Regions from separate parts of the Homo sapiens genome. Here region 2 is linked to region 1. A link is an interaction called in ENCODE POLR2A ChIA-PET data of the cell type or tissue named here. Cell type or tissue: K562. All regions are shown on one strand. Links, peaks and the distances in the headings refer to the core of each region. The heading gives the core; the rest is flanking DNA.

What was found. Peaks named below come from ENCODE experiments on the same cell type or tissue, not always from the same donor. Only the 100,000 strongest peaks of a DNase experiment are listed, where the experiment ranks them.
Region 2: POLR2A ChIA-PET joins it to region 1 with 5 read pairs; 1 of 35 experiments calls an interaction of 5 or more read pairs at or near these places.

The regions. Positions count from the first base shown.
Region 1 is chr20:34,007,307-34,016,606 of GRCh38, reverse strand. The region is part of intron 1 of RALY (RALY heterogeneous nuclear ribonucleoprotein); the gene reads right to left. Among named protein-coding and RNA genes, the nearest start is that of RALY-AS1, 18 kb to the right of the region's middle. RefSeq lists a silencer at 5,850-6,144 and an enhancer at 5,596-6,273. In K562, for the core only: no CTCF peak of the experiment used is centred there; a DNase peak (open chromatin) is centred at 5,106.
Region 2 is chr20:33,688,566-33,697,865 of GRCh38, reverse strand. No RefSeq gene overlaps it. Among named protein-coding and RNA genes, the nearest start is that of E2F1, 6.8 kb to the right of the region's middle. In K562, for the core only: no CTCF peak of the experiment used is centred there; DNase peaks (open chromatin) are centred at 7,645 and 8,735.

The DNA of each region.
Region 1 (9,300 bases), core at 3,905-6,404:
ACTTCTAGTTCTTTCTCTAGATAAGTGTTTCCCAACCTGGCTACACAACAGAAGGACTCAAGGAATTCATTAAAAACATCAGTTTCTATGCCTGACCCCAGAGATTCTGATTTGGAACACATGCAGTAGCTTTGGCTTTCTTGTGCTAAGTATGGGGATCACCTTCCAATAGCAGTGAACTCAGGTTCAAACTCACCTTGGGTCATAAACAGTAACATTCAGAGGTAGCCCACTATTGTCTGATCCAGTCCTCCCCTACCCCCATCATTATACTAGCGGCCTGAATCCAAAGGATCTATCATAAATGGTTCCAACTTCCTAACAGTCTGCTAGCTTGGCTGTCAGCAAAGAACATTTCCTTTCAAAACTAGTCTGAAACTAAAATGTCTGTTATGAAGATACAGAAACCTAAGGGGTGGTGGTGACAGCACCTGGGTATAAAGAAATGTGGAGGATGCTGTGGTACTCGGTGTGTGGCATCTGGCACGGGCAGAGATTATGTGGGCATGTGTGGAGGGGAGGACTTGTGCGCAGATGTAAGGGAGTGAACAGTGTGGTGTCTGAGTTAGGCTTGCAGATACTTTGGTAGCACACACAATTCTGGGTATCTGGGTAGAAGACAGTGGGACAGGGGTGTAAGAGGGTAAATGTGTGCACATACGGGAGGAGGAGGAATAGATGGCTTGAAAGTGTAAGGGAGATACTTTGTGTATAGAAGAGAGGACATACATGCACATCAATTGTGTGTGTGTGTGTGTGTGCACATGTTGCAAAGCATTGAGCCTGTAGGGATGGGGAAAAGTAGGTGTCTGCCTCTGTGTGGCCTATACACCTGTATGCATGAGAAAACAGATCCATGAACATTCCTGACTCATCTAGCCCTGGCTTTGCCTGAAGGCTCCTACCACTCAAGGGCAAACCTATCTGCAGAAATTTCTCATTAAAATTGACATTTTGACAACTACGAAAAATAAAATGATAATGACACCCCCAGCACTGTGGGAGGTTAAAAAAAAAAAAGTCTATGCCAATAAAACACAAGAGACAGATGAGAAGCAATTATGCCTCAATTACTTCTCAGCTTCACAAGGGGAGGTGTTATTTGGAGTTAAACATTGTATGGCTGATTCACATCTCCACCCAAAGACTTGGATTTCTTGGGTTACCTAGGAAAAGTGCAAAAAAGAAGTAGGTAGAGAAAGGTAAATAAAGTTTTTTGCTTTTTTGTTTTTTTATGAAGGACTGGAGAAAGGGGGAGATTTAAAAAAAAAGGGGGAAATATTGAGAAGAAACAAAAAATAAAAGGCAAAAAGGACAAAAGAGGTAGGAAGAAGGGAAGGAAAGAATAGGAAGAAAAGTAAATATCCTTTAGGCTGGCCCACAGAGATTTAGCACACATTTGGCAGAAATTCTGAATAAGGGGGACAGGTGGATTAGTAGGTAGGGCCTGGCTTCCGTACTTCCTCATTACTTTTACTCCTACCATTCCTTCCATCTAGAATGTTCTTCCCACCATCTCTGCCAACTGAACTCCTGAATCTTTAAGGACAAGCTCAAATGCTACCAGCTTCTAGAAGCTTCCAAGATTTCTTCCAGTTAGTTCTCTCTCAAGAATTCCAGTAAATTTCCAGAGCACTTTGTCACATTTCTTTTTTTGACTTTGAAAAAATCTGATTTTATTTTCTGAATCATAAAGAAGTATTTCATGTTAAATTTAGACTGTTTAGCTTTCCACTGATATCTCAAGATACTTTCCAGATATTAACAGTACTCAGAACTGTGTAAAGGTTAACAACCAATACCATGTTTTAAAGAAAAAAGTTTAAATGTAAGACTAATGTCTTGGGGACATTACTAAATGTATTTCTAAGAAACCCTTCTCAAAGGTCAAAGTATTGGCAATTCTAATTTTAAAATTTTTAATTTTTAATTATTGGAAATTTAAGTAACAATAGTTTCAAGAGCTAAGAATCAGACTGCTTTTTAAAACAGAATTTTTTTTCCCTGAGGGATTCATACTTGACAACAACTCCAGTTAAACATAATACTCCACCCAAATCCCAAATTTAAATGCATTATTTCACCTTGGAATAGTAAAATTATAAAATGGAATTTCTAAATTATAATACATATACATAATCCACCACTTTAACTGTCACGTTTACCCGCAGAATTATGAAATCAAAAACAAACTCTACATTCAAGAGACAAATGATAAATGCTCTTTCATTGTTTTAAGCATCCATTCCATTCTTTGTTGTTTTCTACTCCCATATTTTAAAATTATGACCAAAGGACCAAAGGCCAAGTCAATCCCATTTCCCTGAATCCAACTGCCAGTAGGTACTGGCCCTACATACGCGTCCTTTAACAAGCCCCGTTCTCAAAAGGCTGGGGGTATTTATATAAGAACTTATTCCAAAGTGACTCTAAGATCCACGTTCCCAAGATCTAGTACGGGCTACTCATGTGTTCTGAGGCATGTCCAGCATGCACGCAAACTTAATCTGTTCAAATTGAGGTAAAACAGACAAAAAACACTTAATATTAACAGAAGCTACATAATTAAAACTAACCTTTTGCTGCTTATTTAAGCTAATTATGTATTCTTGCAAAACAGAGACCCTCAAGTCAATAATTTTTTATTTTAGTCACCCCCAAATTAAGCCTCTTCTTTAAAGCGCACTGTCATATTTCATCTGTAGCACTCAACACCAAACTATACTATAAGTATCAATGCATACACATTTCCATCATTCATTTTGTAAGTACTATTTGTGCCAAGCCTATTTCAGAGACACAAGGGAAATAGAGATAAGTAGCACACTATCCCCTGGCCTATACTGTCTCGATCCAATGAATGAGAGAGGATTTGGGTGTGACACAGCACTAGAGTACAACTACAGCAGTCCTAGAAGTCAAAGGGCCTGCTATAAATCCTGTATTTTATTTGATCAAAATTAATTCTGCTTCTGTAGTGATCAGGGAAAGCTTCCCTGAGGAAGTGGCATTGGAATTGATATGAAAGATAAACAGGAGTCTGTCAGGTAAAGGGGATAAGAAGATAAGGGGATTTCTACTTAGGGGAAATACAGATGCTGCTCAATTTACAACAGGGTTACATCCCAATAAGCCCCTTGTAAGCTGAAAATACTGTAAGTCGAAATGCCTTTTTTTTTTTTTTTTTTTTTTTGAGACAAGGTCTCGTTCTGATGCCTAAGCTGGAGTATAGTAACACAATCAAGGCTTACTACAGCCTCAACCTCCTAGGCTCAAGCGATCTTCCCACCCCAGCCTCCCAAGTAGCTGCTGAGACTACAGGAATGCCCCATTATGCGAGCTAGTTTTTTTTTTTATTTTGTTTGTTTGTTTGTTTTAAAAAAGAGATGAAGTCTATGTTGCCCAGGCTGGGAAAATGCATTTAATACACCTAACTTACCAAACACCCTAGTTTAGTTTAGCCTACCTTGAATATGCGCAGAACATTAACACTAGCCTTCAGGTGAGCAAAATCAACTAACACAAAGCCTATTTTATAATACAGTGTTGAATATCTCACATAATTTATTGAATACTTTACTGAAAGTGAAAACAGACTAGCTGTATGAGTAGTCCAAGTACCGTTTCTACTGAATGCATATCACTTTTGTAACCAACATAAAGTCAAAAAATCAGTAAGTCAAACTGTAAACCAGGGACTATCTGTAGTCAAAACAAAGTCATGATACAGCCTGGCACATCCAGGGAACCTTCTACTGGGCAGAAACACAGGGAAACAGTGGGTATTAAGCACTATGCTGCTGACAAAAGGCAGCAAAGTGATATGGCACCAGACTGCATGAGCCTTGCGGCCAAGGCCAGAGTTTAGATTTTATCCTTTATGACTTGGGGTGGGAATGGAGAAGAAGAGGGGACAGTTTCAAGATGTCTAGTCTCCCTATTTTAGATGCCCTACTTTTTACTGCAAGTCCCCTTTAAAAACACAGAAAACAGGTTCAATCCCAAGCTCTGCGCACTGCAGTAGCATTACAAGAATTTCTCAAGAAGGGCAACAGTGAGGAAAAAAACAAAGGATGGCGGGTGGGGGAGGATGCAGAAGAAAGGGTAAGTAGGGCTCAAAAAGAAAGGAGGCGGAGGAAAGGAAAAAGAAGAGAAAGAGAAGAGGCAAGCAAGGCACAACGAGGGATAGATCTATCTCGGCCCTGAGGCTTCTTTTTGCTGAGCTGTCTTCTACATCTTTCTAGGCAAAAAAAATAAAATAAGGTCAATCTGATGCTAGTGACAGAAATAGACCCTTTGCACCAAGAAGAGGCTCAGCACATTACCACCTGCCACGGCAACCTTCCGCCACCTCATGATGATAGGGCTGCACCAAGAAGCCTTAGCCCAGCTCTCCCAACCACCTCAGGCTATGGCAGAAGCCACTGCCCCATGGCCCAAGAGTGTGTGAGGCAGGAAAACCAAACAAAGGTCAGGAGTTTGAAGCGGGGCCTGCCCAGGACCCATAGCTGCTTCTTTTCTTTTTCTTTTTTTTTTTTTTTGAGACAGGGTCTCACTCTGTCGCCCAGGCTGAAGTGCAGTGGCGCAAGCTCGGCTTACTGCAGCCTCCGCCTCCTGGGTTCAAACGATTCTCATGCCTAAGCCTCCCAAGTAGCTGGGACTACAGGCGTGCGCCACTACACCCGGCTAATTTTTATATTTTTGGTAGAGATGGGGTTTCATCATGTTGGCCAGGCTAGTCTTGAACTCCTGACCTCAAGCGATCTGCCTGCCTTGGCCTCCCAAAGTGCTGGGATTACAGGCATGAACCACCGTGTCTGGCCCCATGGCTGCTTCTTAAGGGTCCTACAAGAAAGCTCTGGTTTCTTCTCTGGACCTTAGTTTCATCTGCAAAACAAGGGGAGTCAACGAGAAGGGATATGGTAGCCTGTGAGTTATAGAAGCTGTTTCCTACAGAGGATGTTTAATGTGGGAATTTGTTCTAATCAAGTCTCTAGCTTTATTCTTTCCACTCCTGCTTATGGTTAGTTTCAAATCTGAAGGAGCCAGACTCAGAATAGGAGATATCCCTGACACCACCACCTATCTTGGCCCCATCCAAAGTCTAGTTACTGCTCAGACCTGTATTTTATCTCATAGGTCACAAGCAGATGTTTAGGCCCAAGGATATGTTTTTGTCTGATATGTAAAAATTTACTTAAAAACCTCTGAGTTAACTGCCAACATTCAAAATCAGATCTCACTTTTAAAAAAATTAGATTTCTAGCTGCTCTTAAAAATGTCAGAGGTCTGGCGATGCCAGACCCACCCTGGGGTAGAAGTCAAAGGGCCTGCTATAATCCTGTAACTTATTTGATGCTTTCTCACTTTATCTCAAGAATTCATGCTAATTTATCATTCATTCCATAAAAATATTTAAAGTTAAAAGCAAACTTTAAATTACCAGTTATAATATTTAATCCAACTCTGAAAAAATAAGTATACTGACACTTCAGGAAGATGTATGTTTTATCCTGTGATTTCATGTATCATCTACTATGCAGCCATGTGTTCCAGTTTGAGAACCCCCCCCCCACCCAGTTTATTCATTCACTCAAAAAATACTTAGATCCTATGCCAGGCTCTGGGAAAACACTCATCAACAAGACAGACATGGTTTCCGCCTTCATAGAGCTCACAGTTCAGCCGAGATATAATGAAAAAAGTCATGCAGAATAGGAGGCACAGAGAGATACTAAGCTGAGGATCCAGAGTTTATTCCACAAACACAGCAATCCCTTAGGCAAGTTGCTTAACCTCTCCAGACCTATAAGAGGAAGAGGTTTAATCAGGCAGTTGCTGCTGAAAGGTCCTTTCAGCTAAAAATTCTACTTAGCATCACAAGAACTTAGCTTACTACGCTTTTTGAGTTCCTAACACTTACTAGCTTCCTCTCTTTATCTGGAAAATCAGGATCAGTTGTCATGGAAATTACCACAGTACTCCACATACTGGATGATGTTTCAGTAATCACAAGAAGTCAAAGGGAACCAGCAGGTGACTTTCTGGGTGATTCTTTTGCCTACTTTCAGGCCTGGTGCAGTGGCTCAGGCCTGTAATCCCAGCACTTTGGGAGGCCAAGGCGGGAGGATGGCTTGAGCCCAGGAGTTCAAGACCCCAGCCTAGTTTGTAAAAGAGCAAGACCCTATCCCTACAAAATAAAAAAATAAAAACAACAGGACATGGTGGTGCGTGCCTGTAGTCCCAGCTACTCAGGAGACTGAGGTGGGAGAACCACCTGAGCCCGGGAGGTAGAGGGTGCAGTGAGCTGAGATTACGCCACTGCATTCCAGTTTGGGCAACAGAGTGCCACTGGAAGAAAAAAAGACCAGGTACCAACTCATAAGTAAAACGGTTTTGATTCTGAATTAATGTCCATGGTTTCCTTCATGACACATCAGACTCACTTCCACTCTACCTTACAAATATATAATAGGGATTGCAAAAAATGCCAACTTGACAAGGACATGATCCACTGAGCCTTGACTAGTTTGCTGTCCATATGAAGTCCTAAGATAGGCCGAGACAGATTTATCAGCCAATAAGGGCACCAAAAGTTCCCAGTAAAATGAAGATAATTCACTTAGTCGCAGGGGATTCACCAGCACCTTAACTAGGTAAAGTCTCTTCAATATTAGAGTTCCTTCTAGAGCTGGGCTGGACCTTGGTGGCAAGCAGGTAGCAAAAATGAATTGACCAAGTGTTTCCCAAAAAAAGTGCTATACTCTGGTGATAAACGGCAACTGACACTGGGCTTGAGTATCAAAGAAACAACAGGAAATGGTGTGGCTTTGACAAACTTGAGAACAAATATGCTGTCTAAAGAAGCCAGTCAATAAGGAAGCAGAATGTGGAAAAAAGTAGAGAAATGAAGAACATGAAGTTGTAAACTCAAAGCTTCTGCCAAATTTGGCCGAAGCTCCAAAGAGTTGCCCAAAGATCCAAGCCATGTCTCTTTGCTTCAGTTTACAAGCTTCTAAAGCATGGACTAGCCAGTGTACAAGGAGTCACAATATAACAACCCTGGTAGAGGCTGGGGCGTGGTGGCTCACACCTATAATCCTGGCACTTTGGGAGGCTGAAGCGGGCAGATCACAAGGTCAGGAGTTCGAGATCAGCCTGGCCAAATTGGTGAAACTCTGTCTCTACTAAAAATACAAAATTAGCCAGGCATGGTGGCGCGCACCTGTAGTCCCAGCTAGTTGGGAGACTGAGACAGGAGAATTACTTGAACCCGGGAGGCAGAGGTTGCAGTGAGCTGAGATCATGCCACTGACTCCAGCTTGGGTGACAGAGCGAGACTCCGTCTCAAAAACAAAACAAAACAAAAAAAAACCACACACACACCAAAACAAAACAAAACAAATCCCTGGTAGAGGACTCAAGGAGAAGACAGGCCTACCCCCACTCTTATAAATGGAAAAATTGCTCATGGTCAGCGTCAGGCTCTAGCCTCTGCTACTTTCTCAAAAATCTTCCTCCTTTTTCATGAGAAACCAGTCACCTTCATAGCCCCATGCCAGGACCTCTCATCTCACACATACATACTATCTCCACTGAAAGGCAGTCCTAATCTCCCCAGGCTTTTATTCCACTCAAAATAAAAATAGAGGCTAGGTGCAATGGCTCACACATAATCCCAACACTTTCGGAGGCCAAGGTAGCAGAACTGCTTGAGCCAGGAGTGTGAGACCAGCCTGGGTAACAAAGTAATAACTCATCTCTACAAAAAAATTTAAAAAACACTTGGGTGTAGTGGCATGTCTCTGTCATTCCAGCTACTCAGGAGACTGAGGCGTGAGGATAGCTTAAGCCTAAGAGTTTGAGGCTGCAGTGAGCTATGATTGTGCCACTGCACTCCAGCCTGGGTAACAGAGCAAGACCCTGTCTCAATTTAAAAAACAATGACACCACTACTGCAGGCCAAACAAAATATGTACACAGGCCAGATACAGCCCAAGGGGCTACCAGTATGTGACCTCTGATCTAGAGGATAAGACTGAACAGATCTGGAACAGAAAGGATTTAAGAGTGCCCCAAGGACTTCCCAATGAGGATGAAAGTTCAGCAGCTTGGTTCCCCTAAATGGAATACCTTTAAAATTCTGCTCCCTGAACATCACAACTAAAAGTTCCTTGTCTTTGCAAAAGAGCAAAATTACCCCCATTACAGTCAGATGCCGTTGGGAGTGAACAGTACAACGCTAAATATATGTTCTCCCCTGATGCAGGATGGCATTCCCCATGCTTCATTCCATCATTATTCTATGTTCCCCAGATTCCTTCAGCATCTCCATAAAAGCAATAACACCTTTGCCAAACACAAGAGAAAAAAAAGAGTAGCTGCCCTTGAAATAGTAACTCAATCCAAAGAAAAGTTTATTGCTGGAAGAACTTTTATTTACCAAAACTTCCATACTAGACTTACAGCAGGGAGAATACAACAAAAATGGTTTGTAGGAAAAGGTACCAGGCAACAGTGAATAGCATGGCACAGAAAACAGCAAGACAGGATGACAGGGAGGCAGGAAACTCTTAAGGGAGATTAAGGATCCCATAGTCCCACAATGACCTTGTCTGAAATAGCATATGGTCTTGCAGTCCCTGATTGACTATATGCTCCTTGAAGACAGTCTTACTCATATGGGTATTATCCACACCATCTAGTACCACACCATAACATGGTAGGCACTCAAATGGTCACAAAGAAGCTAAGGCCCAGGGAACTTTTTTTTTTTTTTTTTTTTTGAGACGGAGTTTCGCTCTTATTGCCCAGGCTGGAGTGCAATGGTGCGATCTTGGCTCACTGCAACCTCTGCCACCTGGGTTCAAGTGATTCTCCTGCCTCAGCTTCCCAAGTAGCTGAGATTATAGGCGCCCACCACCACGCCCAGCTAATTTTTTGTATTTTAGTAGAGATGGGGTTTCACCATATTGGTCAGGCTGGTCTCGAACTCCTGACCTCAGGTGATCCACCCTCCTTGGCCTCCCGAAGTGCTGGGATTATAGGCGTGAGCCACTGCACCTGGCTTTTGTTTTGTTTTTTTTGAGATGGAGTCTCGCTCCGTCACCAAGGCTGGAGTGCAGTGGCATGATCTTGGCTCACTGCAACCTCTGCCTCCCAGGTTCAAGCGATTCTCCTGCCTCAGCCTCCTGAGTAGCTGGGACTACAGGCGCCCGCCACCATGCCCAGCTAATTTTTTGTATTTTTAGTAGAGACGGACTTTCACCATGTTGGCCAGGATGGTCTTGATCTCTTGAC
Region 2 (9,300 bases), core at 6,324-8,823, 320 kb after region 1:
GCGAGACTTTGTCTGAAAAAAAAAAAAAAGTGTGTAACAGGGAAAAGTCAGGTTCCTTCCTACACCTGTGCTGCATCCCTAGGCCCTTCCTTTGCTGGGGCACCCACTGTTAGCACTTTCTCATACAGCCTTCCTGGAATATTCTATGCACAGCCACCTATTTTTATCTTAAAAGAAACTTTTACATTGCAATGTCATCTCAACTCTTTGGCATTTCTTCCTTGTCCTCTGTGTGTTCGGCGATCTCTTTGATCAATAATCCAATATAAAAGTGAGTCCTTTCTTTGAGCCTGTTTTCCCCCTACGCCCCTGACAGCTTCCTCTCCCAAATATCTTGGGCAGATCCTTGCCGTGATCAGTGTGAAGACGATGGCCCCAGGTGTCCTGAGCCTTACAGTAGATGACACCAAGCATTCAGGCCCACAGAACTCCAAGTAAAAGGGGAAGGACAAAACTCAAGTTAATTTGGGCCTCTTCTGCTGCTCTGCTCCCAAATTAGAGATGCTAAGTGAACCCATGTGAGCGCGGTGACTCACAGGCCCAGACGCCAAGAAGCTGCCTTGTTTGATGCTCGCCGCTGCAGCCTTCCACACTGAAGCTGCAGAAGGGATTCTAGTGACAGTGTTTCCTTCCACATTGTTCACTTTTACCTCTCCATGAGTGCATTTGGGGTGTATAAGAATCAGACTTTGAACGTGGCTCTCTCCTAAACCAGAACACCATGCTGTACTCAACCTCTCAAAACGAAGCCCACGTCACCACAATTTGTGACTTCAGATGGGTTGCTTTCTATGACAAATTTGAGGATCTTTATAAAAATAAATTTTTTTTCCTCCGCTTGTCTCGTTCCAGATTCACAGGGGGAGAGTTTGTCTTAGTTCAGCCTTGAAGGGCATTTGGGGTGAGCAAGTTTTGATTTTCAGCAGAGGGTGCCCTGTAGAGTGGGACCCACTCTCGTGCTGCCCAGATAGAAGACAGAGGGAGATGATGATCATGTAATCCTTTAGATAAAAAATAAAAATGAAATTAATTAAAAAATAAAGAAGACAGAGGGAGAGCTGAGCTCTCTTCTGAGTGTTGTTCTGAGAAAGGGCTTCTGAACGGAGGGGACCTGTTTTCTGTGCTGGGACTCTGTGCTCAAAGCTGCTGCAGATGTCATAATTTAATAAACAAGACAGAAGCCAGGCGGAATGCAAGTGTGGGTCCCAGTGTCTGCGACAGAAACCTCATTCTCATTGCTCTTCTGGCCTCTCCCTCCAGCTTCTCCTTGTGGGCTGGATGTCAGCTGGGAGAAGGATCAGGGCCAGACCACATCAGCTCCTTTAGGACACTCCTTTTTATTTTTATTTATTTATTTTTGAGATGGAGTCTTACTCTGTTGCCAGGCTGGAGTGCAGTGGTGCGATTGAGGCTCATTGCAACCTTCGCCTCCCAGGTTCAAGCGATTCTCCTGCCTCAGCCTCCCAACTAGCTGGGACTACAGGCGTGTGCCACCACGCCCAGCTAATTTTTGTATTTTAAGTAGAGACGGGGTTTCACCATGTTGGCCAGGCTGGTCTTGATTTCTTGACCTCTTGATTCGCTGCCTCAGCCTCCCAAAGTGCTGGGATTACAGGCATGAGCCACCGTGCCCGGCCATGTTCTTTCTTTAACACATTAAATAACAACATCTGGCCAGGCACAGTGGCTCACGCCTGTAATCCCAGCACTTTGGGAGGCTGAGGCAGGTAGATCACCTGAGGTCAGGAGTTCGAGACCAGATTGGCCAACATGGTGAAACCCCATCTCTACTAAAAATACAAAAATTAGCTGGACGTGGTGGCACATGCCTGTAGTCTCAGCTACTCGGGAGGCTGAGGCAGGATAATTGCTTGAATCTGGGAGGTGGAGGTTGCAGTGAGTCAAGATCGCGAAATTGCACCCCAGCCTGGGGACAAGAGCGAGACTTCGTCTCAAAATAAATAAATAAATAAAATAAAAAGATCTAGCATCAGGTTCAAAATGGCCATGATTTCAGAGGTAGGATAGGCATGAGCATATCCCAGGGTACCCACAGCACTGGGAGGGGAGATGGAAACAGCTGTGATTTCTATTGGGGACAAAGTCCCACGTGCTGCCAACAGTCGTCTGGTTTGTTGCCTACATTCAAAATGGAACGAAATGTTCCATTTCAGTTAGAGTCTAGTGAAAATAAAAATGTAATTTTTTTTCTGTCTAAGTTCATGGAACTTGGGGTCCATGGGTCCCAGATTCTGACTCCCTGCTCAAGAGTAGCCTTCCCCGGCCAGGCACGGTGGCTCACGCCTGTAATCCCAGCACTTTGGGAGGCCGAGGCAGGCGGATCACCTGAGGTCAGGAGTTTGAGATCAGCCTGACCAACATGGAGAAACCCCGTCTCTACTAAAAATACAAAATTAGCCGGGTGTGGTGGCACATGCCTGTAATCGCAGCTACCAGGGAGGCTGAGGCAGGAGAATGTTTGAACCTGGTAGGCGGAGGTTGCAGTGAGCTGAGATCGCACCACTGCACTCCAGCCTGGGCAACAAGAGTGAAACTCTGTCTCAAAAAAAAAAAAAAGAGTAGCCTTCCCCACCTGACCACATAGCAGCGGGCATTGTGCCTTTTTTTGGGTTGTTTTTTTTTTTTTTTTTTTTTGAGAAGGGGTCTCATTCTCTTTCCCAGGCTGGAGTGCTGTGGTGTGATCTCAGCTCAGTGCAAACTTTGTCTCCCGCATTCAAGTGATCCTCCTGCCTCAGCCTCCTGTGTAGCTGGGATTACAGGCAAGTGCCACCACGCCCAGCTAATTTTTGTATTTGTAGTACAGACGGGTTTTCACCATGTCGGCCAGACTGGTCTTGAACTGCCGGCCTCAAGTGATCCACCCGCCTTGGCCTCCCAAAGTGCTGGGATTACAGACATGAGCCACCGTGCCCAGCCGCAGCTGGCATGGTTTACCAAGCCCTGAGCACAGGAATCATACAAATACTAGCTAATGTTGGCTGAGTTCTTAGAAAGTGCCAGGTGGTGGTGGAGGCCAGGATTCAGTGACAAAAGAAAGCAGTTCCCACGTGGGGCTCATAGCCTAAGGAGGGAAGACTGACCAATGATGACCACATTCCAGAACTTTGGAGGGTGGGGGGTGCCATGAAGTCATACAGGGCAGTGTGATAGAGGGGGCTTGGGAGGAGAGAATGGGAGGCTGTTTTCCGGGGAAGGCCTCTCTGAGGAGGTGATGTTTGCTCTGAGCCCTGAATACCAAGGGGGGAGCTCTGCAAGCCTGGAGGAAGAGCGTTCCAATCAAGAGTTCTGCAAGTGCACAGGCTTTGAGGAGGGAGCAGGCCAAGGCATTCCAAGGCTGGGAAGGGGCCAGCCTGGCTGACTGAGTGCAGGGGTGGGGCTCACTGGAGATGAAGCCGGAGGCCAGCTGGATCCACCAGGCAGGCTTCATGGGCCAGGGCAAGGGGTCTGGCTTTTTTTCTAAGTGTGGCGGGCAGCCTGTGGCAGGTATAGACGAGAGTGACGTGATGTGGGTTATGTTGGGGGAAGATCCTTCTAGTTCATGTATAGAACAGAGTGTAGGAGCCAGGCCGGTGGCATACATCCCAGTGAGGAAGCCACGTGGTGGTCCTGCAGGGAGACCAGGGTGGGTGACGACAGAGGTAGAGAAGAGTGGGCACATCTGGGGTGCACTTTCGAGAGAGACACAGTGGCCCAGGGCTTTGGAGGGGGTGAGGGAGGGGTGTAGTGAAGGACGCCCATGTTTCCCCTCCTAGGCCTTGCCTCCCAGCTAAGAAACAGACCCTGACCTTCCTTCCCCCGCACCCCACCTCCTCAGCCTCCGCAGTGCCCTCCATGGCCCCTCGGGGGCCTACCTCCTGCCCACTGGGCCCCTGGCATCCCCGGCTTCCCAGCTGGCCCAATTGTTGTTACTCCCCAGGGAGTCATGGGAACACACTCCCCCTGCCCCGCCACCCCCCTTTTCCCAGACAGGGCAAGGCCCTAACAATGTCCCTCAGCCAGCCAGTGGCCTGGACACAATACCCCTGTTTCGGTTTGCTGCCAGCTCCAGGAGGCCTGCTGGGTTTCCTGGCCTGTGTGGCATATATATAACTCTGGCTTCCAGCGGGGATTTTTTTGTTTGTTTGTTTGTTTTTTAAAAAAAGAATCTCTGGCTCCTCCTCTTTGAATATCTTAATATATTATAAAAAGTCTTTCTCTTCCCATCCTGAGCCCTCCCCATATGCCTCCCTGACTGCATTTGCCATGTGCCTGTCAAGCCGGGGACCAAATGCAGGTCAGCAGGTGTCAGTGAGAAAATGACAAAAAGAAAGAAAAGCTGATCACTCCACCATGACCAGCCTCGAATGTGCTGGGGATGCTGAAGGTCATGAGGACAACCTGAGGGCCTGTGACGTGGCGGGCCCTGAGCCTGGCACTTTTTGTACACCACAGCTTGTCACTTCTAAGATGCCATCCAATATGAGATATGCCGTTTTGAGCCCCTAAGAAAAATAGTTACTGACTACAAATGGATATTCCACTGATCCTAGGATGCACCTCAATTTCAGAGAGGTTAAAATATGAAAGAAAAGGTGTCAGAATCAATGGAATATGGTATTATTTCATTTTACACGCTTCGTTGCCCTCCAAACATAGTTTTTTTTTTTTCCTCCTTGTGGCTAATAGAATGTGGGAGGCAGTGCAGGAATTGCTTCATGAAAATTCTGCTATTCTGCAGCCTAACAAGTTTTTCGTTTTTTTCTGTTTTTTTTTTTTTTTTTGAGACAGAGTCTCATTCTGTCACCTAGGCTGGAGTGCAGTGGCGCGATCTCAGCTCACTGCCATCTCCACTTGCTGGGTTCAAGCAACTCTCCTGCTTCAGCCTCCCAAGTAGCTGGGATTACAGGTGTGTGCCACCACAACCAGCTAATTTTTTTATTGTTTTGTTTTTTTATGAGACAGAATTTTGCTCTGTCGCCCAGACTGGAGTGCAATTGGCGTGATCTTGGCTCACTGCAACCTCCTCCTCCCAGGCTCAAGCGATTCTCCTGCCTCAGCCTCCTGAGTAGCTGGGATTACAGGCGTCTGCCACCACGCCCGGCTAATTTTTGTACTTTTAGTAGAGATGGGGTTTCGCCATGTTGGCCAGGCTAGTCTCGAACTCCTGACCTCAGGTGATCCACCCGCCTTGGCCTCCCAAAGTGCTGGGATTACAGGCGTGAGCCATTGCGCCCAGCAAGAAGCATTTCTTCAGAGGAAAAATTGAGAGGGGAGTGTAGGCAAGCCACTTCAGGGAGTCATTCTGCACTCTTCACAACAGCTGACATTCATTGAGCTCTCCCTATGTGCCAGGCATGTTAATAACTCAATGTCCTAACAACTCCATCAGGTAAACACTATGATTATTATCATCACTATTTTACAGATGAAAAAACTGAGCCCCTCAACTGTAAAGGCCTCCTACTCCCACCTTCGCTGTGGCCCTGGTCAGAGGAGGCATAGTCATATGTCCGGTTTCGCCCCACTCCTTGGAAAAGCATGACCCCTCCTGAGAGGCTTGGGTGACGCAGAGAAAGGAAGTTGCCATGGGTGAGGCTTGGAGAGAAGGGAGGTCCCCAGAGCGTGCACTCAGAGAGTGACCAGGGCTGGGGGGAGACTTGAGAATCGACTGAGACCTATGCAGTTACCTTGGACCTCAGACCCTCTGGCCTGAACCCACGGAACATATGGGCCAACTGATGGTGAAGGACTTGGCCAAGGCCACACAGCCAGGCTGCTGGCTGGCACCAAACCCCCTGTCTGCTGTTTGATTACAAATATCTGCCTTTTTTTTTTTTTTTTTGAGATGGAGTCTCACTCTGTCACCCAGGCTGGAGTGCAATGGCTTGATCTTGGCTCACTACAACCTCCACCTCCCCGGTTCAAGTGATTCTCCTGCCTCAGCCTCCCAAGTTGCTGGGATTACAGTCGCCTGCCACCACACCCAGCTAATTTTTGTATTTTTAATAGAGATGGGGTTTCACCATGTTGGTCAGGCTGCTCTCGAACTCCTGACCTCAGGTGATCCACCCACCTCGGCTTCCCAAAGTGCTGGAATTACAGGCGTGAGCCACCGCACCCAGCCACGAATATCCACTTTTCCCTCTCTTCTATGTCCATGTTTTTGTTGTTGTTGTTGTTTGTTTGTTTGTTTTTAGATGGAGTTTCACTCTTGTTGCCCAGACTGGAATGCAATGGTGTAGTCTTGGCTCACTGCAACCTCTGCCTCCCAGGTTCCAGCAATTCTCCTGCCTCAGCCACCTGTGTAGCTGGGATTACAGGTGCCCACCACCACGCCCAGCTAATTTTTGTATTTTTAGTAGAGACGGGGTTTCACCATGTTGGCCAGGCTGGTCTCGAACTCCTGACCTCAGATGATCCACCTGCCTCGGCCTCCCAAAGTGCTGGAATTACAGGCATGGGCCACGACACCCGGCCTGTCCATATGTTATCTTTGGTTACTTGCAAGGCAGAGAAGCTGTGCTGGTACCAGTCAGTTCCTTGGCGGTAATAAGACTAACAGCAGCTCACATTTTTTGGGTGCTCACTCTGTGCCAGGCACTGTACATGAGGGGTGGCTGTTCATCCCTGGAATGGCAGGGCAAGAACTGAGTGAGGCATGCCAGGGAAGGACTCTGGTGGCCTGGAGGGTAAGGCCCTCGCTAGCTGGGGGACAACAACTGTTTAGCACCGTGATGGCCTGGCCAGTATAGCCAGATACTGCTGTTTGAAAAGAAAGCCAGAGGCCAAGCGTGGTGGCTCACGCCTGTAATCCCAGCACTTTGGGAGGCCGAGGCGGGTGGATCATCTGAGGTCAGGAGTTCCAGACCAGCCTGGCCAACATGGTGAAACCCCGTCTCTACTAAAAATACAAAAATTAGCCTGGTATGGTGGCACACACCTGTAATCCCAGCTACTTGGGAGGCTGAAGCAGGAGAATTGCCAGAACCTGGGAGACGGAGGTTGCAGTGAGCTGAGATCACGCCACGGCACTTCAGCCTGGGTGACAGGGAGACTCCCATTTCAAAAGAAAAAAAAAAAGAGGCCAGGCACGGTGGCTTACGCTTATAATCCCAGCACTTTGGGAACCCGAGGCGGGCGGATCACCTGAGGTCAGGAGTTCGAGAACAGCCTGACCAACATGGAGAAACCCCGTCTTTACTAAAGATACAAAATTAGCCGGGCTTGGTGGCAGGCGCCTGTAATCCCAGCTACTGGGGAGGCTGAGGCAGGAGAATCACTTGAACCCGGGAGGCGGAGGTTGTGGTGAGCCGAGATCACACCACTGCACTCCAGCCTGGGCAACAATAGTGAAACTCCGTCTCAAAAAAAAAAAAGAAAAGAGAAAGAAAAGCCAGACATGTTAATTTTTATATGGTATTTTCCAATTTCCTCAAATCTTAAAACAAATTCATAATTCAAGAAAAATCTTCTATGGGCAAATTGAGTTATATCTGGGGGCCAGTTTGCAAACTCTGCTTGTTTTGTTTTCTTAAACTTTGACACGCATCGTGTAAAGAAGCTGTTATCTGTTGTTCTGCAGATGAGGCAAGCAAAGCTCTTCAAGAGGGTGAATCACTTCCCCAAGATCACAGAGGCGGGAAGCCACAGGGTTGGGGGCCACCCGACTCCAAAGGCTTGTTTCTATGTTAGACTGCCTTTTGGATGGGCAAGAGGTCTGTTCAGATATAGCCAGAACTGGCACAGTGACAGAATATCTCCAGGGACAGTAAACTGTCAGTCAGGGTAGCATTGAGGGATTGTTGCAGATGCAAAACTCCCCACCTCCCTCTGCCACAACTCAACAATGGACATCTCTGTGCCCTTCATAAAATTAAGTCATCACAGAATCTTTTCTCCCAATTATGCATTCCTTATCATGACTGGATATTCATGTTTGGTGAATTTTTGTTTTTTTGTAAGCTAAGAATGTATGCTTAGGGGAGGTGCTGTTTGTGGAATAAATAGGTTTAAATTATTTGTGTCACTTGTCAAACTTCTTAACAAGCATACTGTGCAGTGACAGAGAAATAATTCCTAACTTTCCCACTGGACTGTGAGTTCCAGGGGTCTGTTTTACTTATAACTGTGTCCCCAGCACCTAGCACAATGTCTGACACATAATAGGTGCTCAGTAAATATCTGTGGATTGAATGAAGTGAATTGACTTGTCCAAGGTCATGTTGACCAAGATTTCTGATTACACCCACCTGATTTAGAAGCCCATGCTATCACCTCTACACCACTCTGCTTCTTGGAAAGAACCAAGGGAAAGAGGTCTCCAGGCACAGGATTGTGGGCCCAACAGATTGCATCCCCTCGAACTCCTCTAGTTTGGTTGGTGAAGGTGGTGATGGAAATAAGCACCTATGAACCAAGCCACTATCCACCATAATACCCTTTAGAAACTACACTTTATAATCTTGACAGCCCTGAGCCTGGCTTTTGGGGTATTTACAGAGGGTGGCAAGGGCAGGTCCTGGGTTTTGCAGTGGGACAAGTGAAGTTCTCATCTCAGTTCTGCTGTGTGACCTTGAGCTATGAATGCCCCTCTCTGAGCCTCTTCCTTCCTGCACCATGTGGATAAACAAGCTTACTTACGGGATTATGGGGTTGAAAGGAGATCATCAATGGAAGTGGCTGCCCAGTGACTGTGGATTTTTTGGAAACTGTTTTTTGAAAACTGTTGACATTGAGAACAGCCTTATCAGGAGCTGCCAGGCTTAGGGCCAAGGGGCCTCATCTATCAGGCTTTTCTGCTTTCAAGTAGGTATTAATAGGTACAGAAGGCCCTTATCTCTTCCTCAGTTTCATGCTAGGAATGCTGGTCTTCACTCCTTTCTGCTTCAGCAGGACCTGAAGGATTGTGGGACGGAGGGCGCCTACTTCTACCTGGATGTGTACTTGAATACTCTGGGGCGGGCAGGACTTTGGAAAACCCCCAACCTCAGCCTCACCAAGCCTGAAAAATAACCTTTTCATCTACTTGGTAAACTCAGGCCCTTTTGGCCTCAAATTTCCTCATCATAAAATGGAGCAATAATAATAGACATCTCTCTTTGCCAGCCACCACAGTTAAACCAGCACAGTGCTTGGTATATAATAGGTGCTTAATAAGTGTTTGTTGAATGACTTGGGTTTGAGAGGGCTTCACACAAATGAATGTTAGTGTTACTGGGACCCTGTGGGAAGGTGCAGGGAAAGGACACTCTTTCCATCTGGAATGGGAATGTGCTGGTTTCTCTTGCTCTCTGCCAGCAC